2 separate regions of the Homo sapiens genome follow, and region 2 is linked to region 1. A link is an interaction called in ENCODE POLR2A ChIA-PET data of the cell type or tissue named here. Cell type or tissue: GM12878. All regions are shown on one strand.

Region 1 (2,500 bases):
AGACCAGCCTGGGAAACATGGTAAAACCCCGTCTCTACCAAAAATACAAAAAATTAAACCCCATCTCTACCAAAAAATACAAAAAATTAGCTTGGCATGGTGGTTTGGCCTGTAGTCCCAGCTACTCAGGAGGCTGAGGCATGAGGATCACTTGAGCCCAGGAGGCAGAACTTGCAGTGAGCCGAGATCGTGCCACTACACTCCAACCTGGGCGACAGAGTGAAACTCCGTCTCAAAAAAAAAAAAGATATGAACAAGGAATTTACAGAAGAGGAAACTGAAATGACCAAAAAACCTAATTAAAAGATAGCTACATTAGTAATCAGGAAATGCAAATTAAATCCACATCAGCATATTGGTTCCCACTCAACAGACTAACAGCTTAATTCTGGCAATACCAAGTGGTGGTGTTGATCAGCTGGAACACCCACGTACTATTGATGAAAATATCAGTTGGAACTAGGTGTGGTGGCTCATGCCTGTAATCCCACCACTTTAGGAGGCCAAAATAGGAGGATCATTTGAGGCTGAAGTTTCAAACCAGCCTAGGCAATGTGGTGAGACCCTGTCTCTATAATTTATTTTTTTTAATTAGCTGGGCACAGTGGCACACCACACAGCTGTGGTCCCAGTTACTTAGGAGGTTGAGGTGGGAAAAAAAGCTTGAGCCCAGGAGGTCAAGGCTGCAGTGAGCCATGTTCACACCACTGCACTCCAGCCTGAGTGACAGACTAAGACCCTATCTCAAAAAAAGGAAGGAAGGAATGAAGGAAGGAAGGAAGGAAAAATGTAAATCAGTGCAATGACTCTGGAGAGCAATTTGGGCAGATGAAGGAAGTTGAAGTTCACATACCTCTCCCACCCAGCAATTCCACTCCTGGGTTTACCTTGGAGAAACTCTTAATCCCATGCTCAGGAACTGTTCACAAATGCAGCATCTTTTGTACCATAGGAAAATTGGAAACTATCCAAATGTCAATCATGCAAAAAAAGGAGATATAAGCTGTAGAATACCATAGAATACCATGCATCAGTGAAAATCAGTGGACTAGACTAGAGGAACGGTATCAACATGTGTGAATCACAACGCTGCATGAACAAAGTTGCAGAAAGATGCCTACACTATTATGCCTGTATATTGTTTGGAAATATACAAAACCGTACCTAATGTGTGTAGGAATATATATGTCTACATAGTAAAAGCCTGGGGGCGAGCCTGGGGATAAGTCCCAAATTTAGAACTGGGTTTAACCTTGAATCCAAGACCCTGCCAGACTGGATCCTGACCTGGCCACCATTAACAATACCTGGCTGCCCCTTGATTCTCCTTGAAATGCCTCTTGGATGCCCTAAAGCCACCCCCATCTCGTTGGAGACAGGTCCCCATGTGTGGGCTCCCCAGACATTAATTATTATCCTTTGGCCAGGAAGCTCTAGGTTTCGCCTCAGCAAACATTGACTGGGAGTTTAACCTTGGGCATGTGAAAGTCATATCTGTATTTGTAGCAGCCTGGTGCTCACATCCGTCCTGTGCAGTGCTAGGTGCAACCACCCATATGTGGATGTCAGCCTCATTTACGAGGGGAGTCCCTGAGGCTCTGTGAGGCCAAGCCGGTGCCCGCACCAGCCCTACAGCCCGGCTGGCAGAGCTGGTCTTCCTCACATTGCCAAGGGAGGAGCGCAGCTCAAACTAAAAACAATCAATACAGGCCGGGCGCGGTGGCTCCTGCCTGTTATCGCAGCACTGCGGAAGGCTGAGGCAGGCGGATCAACTGAGGTCTGCCTGGTGAAACCTCATCTCTACCAAAAATACAAAGATTAGCCGGGTGTGTGGTGGGCGCCTGTAATCTTAGCTACTGGGGAGGCTGAGGCAGGAGGCTTGCTTGAGCCGGGGAGGCAGAGGTTGCAGTGAGCCAAGATCGTGCCACTGAACTCCAGCGTGAGCGACAGAGCGAAACTCCGTCTCAAAAATAAATAAATAAATATTTAAAAATAAATAAATAAAAACAATCAATCCAGCGAAGCCCGCTGGTGATACTGACTCCCACCCGGCCCGTACCCCACCCGGGAGCCCACCGGCTCTTCCAGCGGGGTGCCTCCGTGTCCCTGAACTGTCTTAGAAAATGCCTGTTACCTGGGCCTAGGGAGGCAGGGCCCAGCGTTGGGGACATCCCAGGGATTCCGTCTCCTGGTGGAGACTTTCCCAGCCCTCGGGGAATGAATGGGCTCACCGCGCCCGGGTCCCGCCCCCGTTCAGCTTCTTCCCCGCAGGCTTTTCGGGATTTCCCCGACGCCGCCCAGACCGGCTCCGGCCGCGAGGGGGCGACAGAGCCCGGGCTCTGCGGAACCCAGCACCAGCGATTGCCGCCGACTCGCGAAGGTTCAGTGGTGGCGGTGACACAAAGGAGGCCTGCGCCCAGGCGCCGCTGGGTAGGGGGCACTTCATCTGGGGAGGCTCCCCTTTCTGCCTTGCCCTCCCTGCCCCTCAGCTCTTGGGCGC
Region 2 (2,500 bases), 840 kb after region 1:
CACTGCCTTTATGAGCTATGACACTCACCGCGAAGGTCTGCAGCCAGCGAGACCACGAACCCAGCCGGAGGAACAACAACTGCAGACGTGCCACCTTAAGAGCTGTAACGCTCACCGCCAAGGTCTGCAGCTTCACTCCTGAGCCAGCGAGACCACGAACCCACCAGAAGGAAGAAACTCCAAACACATCTGAACATCAGAAGGAACAACCTGCGGACACGCCACTTTTAAGAACTGTAACACTCGCTGCGAGGGTCCACGGCTTCATTCTTGAAGTCAGTGAGACCAAGAACCCACCAATTCCAGACACATCAGGTACTTGGGAGGCTGAGGTGGGAGGATTGCTAGCCGGGGAGTTTGAGGCTGCAGTGAGCTGTGATTACACCACTGTACTCCAGCCTGGGTGACAGAGTGAGAGCTTGTCTCAGGAAAAAAAGGCCTTATATGTAACGTGATAAACTGATATGATTACTTCCCTCGCTGTCTCAAAAATATTCTCTAACATTCCTTTCTTTTGTAGTTTTCCTTGTCACACTAAGTCGTTAATTCATCTGAAGGCCACCTTTGTTTAAGTGTTAGGGAGACATGAAATTTTGTTACTCCAAAAGTAAGCTGGTTTTTCCAGCATCATCAAAGAGTTAGCCTCTCCCTCATTGACTTGTTGAGCCCGCTTGAATATATATTAAATTTCGGTTTGGTGAACATGGTGAAACCCCATCTGTACTAAAAATACAAAATTAGCCTGGTGTGTAGTGGTGCACGCCTGTAGTCCCAGCTACTTGGGAAGCTGAGGCAGGAGAATCGCTTCAACCCAGGAGGCACAGGTTGCAGTGAGCTGAGATTGCGCTATTGCACTTCAGCCTGGGCAACAAGAGCAAAACTCCGTCTTGGAAAAAAAAAAATTCAGTAAACACAGGAGTCTCTCTCTCAGCTCTTTATTCTGGTCCATGAGTCTACGTGTAAGTTCATGGTAATTTTTTTTTTTTTTTTTTTTTTGAGAGTCTTGCTTTGTCTCCCAGGCCGGAGTGCAGTGGCGCGATCTTGGCTCACTGCAACCTCCACCTCCCGGGTTCATGCCATTCTCCTGCCTCAGCCTCCTGAGTAGCTGGGACTACAGGCGCCTGCCACCACGCCCGGTTAATTTTTTATATTTTTAGTAGAGACGGGGTTTCACCGTGTTAGCCAGGATGGTCTCGATCTCCTGACCCCATGATCTGCCCGCCTCGGCCTCCCAAAGTGCTGGGATTACAGGGGTGAGCCACTGTGCCCAGCCCACATTTTATCTTTTATATCATATTTTTACTGTACCTTTTTTAGGTTTAGCTACACAAATACTATTGTGTTAGAATTGCCTGTAATATTCAGTATAATAACATGTACAGGTTTGCAGCCTAGGAGGAATAGGCTACACCCTCTAGGTTTATGTAAGCATACTCTATGATGGTGGCACATCAAAGAAATTGCCTAATGACACATTTCTCAGAATGTGTCCTGGCCGTTTAGTGATGCATGAATCTACTTAATGCATCAGACAGTGCTTTGCATAGGGAGTACCATGGTTCTGGTTCTTCAGAAGTTTTGGATGTAGGGAGTATGATTATTTATGTGAAACACTCAATAAACAATTACGTTATGTGTTTAAATATGTTGACTTGTGTGGTAGTGATGTGAGCTCCAGAGAAGAGGGCTGTGTTGATGGATTAATGGTGGAATTATATCTTTAGGGGTGGATCTTCTGTTGACCTTGGTGGATAGATTTAATTGAGTGGTGAAAAAGAAGGTGGCCTTCTAACTAGGGAAGAACACTGATGACGGCCCAGAAGTGAGGAGGAGTGTAGTGTACCAAAGCACTAGAGTTTGTCATTTCCACTCCCATGCTTTGACTCGTCTTTCTCTTGAAGTGAGCAGAAACATCCTCCCCAACTTTCAGCATGACTTTCAACAATGCTGTTGGGTTGTGTTTGGGCTTCAGTCTCCTTGATACAGAAGGGCTGGGCTCCCAGCTAAACCCCCCGCTGAATCCTGGAACTGTGGCCCTAAGTGAAACAGCTTACCCCGTTTTTCCACCCAAATGTTGCCTTTTTGGCCTGCCCCGCCCCTATCTTGTGCCCCAAAAAGACTTCAGCCGGCAGAGCAACAGAAGCAGCTGAGCGGCAATCAGAGAAGCAACTGAGCATCAGAGACTGTGGACAGACGCAGCTAACTTCAGATGGTGCAGCTTTGTGGAGAGGGGCCTGGCTGGAGATGGCTGGGCTTCAGGGAAAGATCCCCTTCCCATCATCCCCTTCCGTTTCCAGCCTCCGTTTCTGCTGAGAGCCACCCACCACCCAATAAATTCCTCCACATGCATCCCCTTTCAAATGGTTCATGTGACCTGATTCTTCCTGGACATTGGACAAGAACCCAGGTGCTGAGAGGGCAGGGGCTGCCACCCTGACCCTCCACCAAGCCGGTTGGCACTTGGCTGTTTCCAGACATAAGAGCTGAAACAGCATTGGTT

Evidence for each region. ChIA-PET counts read pairs that join two places held together with the same protein. Peaks named below come from ENCODE experiments on the same cell type or tissue, not always from the same donor. Only the 100,000 strongest peaks of a DNase experiment are listed, where the experiment ranks them.
Region 2: POLR2A ChIA-PET joins it to region 1 with 13 read pairs; 3 of 35 experiments call an interaction of 5 or more read pairs at or near these places.

Annotation. Positions count from the first base shown.
Region 1 is chr22:23,849,530-23,852,029 of GRCh38, reverse strand. No RefSeq gene overlaps it. Among named protein-coding and RNA genes, the nearest start is that of SLC2A11, 7.1 kb to the left of the region's middle. RefSeq lists an enhancer at 1,983-2,500. In GM12878, a CTCF peak has its summit at 2,324 (motif pointing right); a DNase peak (open chromatin) is centred at 1,529; H3K4me3 peaks cover 262 bases.
Region 2 is chr22:23,013,908-23,016,407 of GRCh38, reverse strand. No RefSeq gene overlaps it. Among named protein-coding and RNA genes, the nearest start is that of GNAZ, 55 kb to the left of the region's middle. In GM12878, no CTCF peak of the experiment used is centred here; no DNase peak of the experiment used is centred here.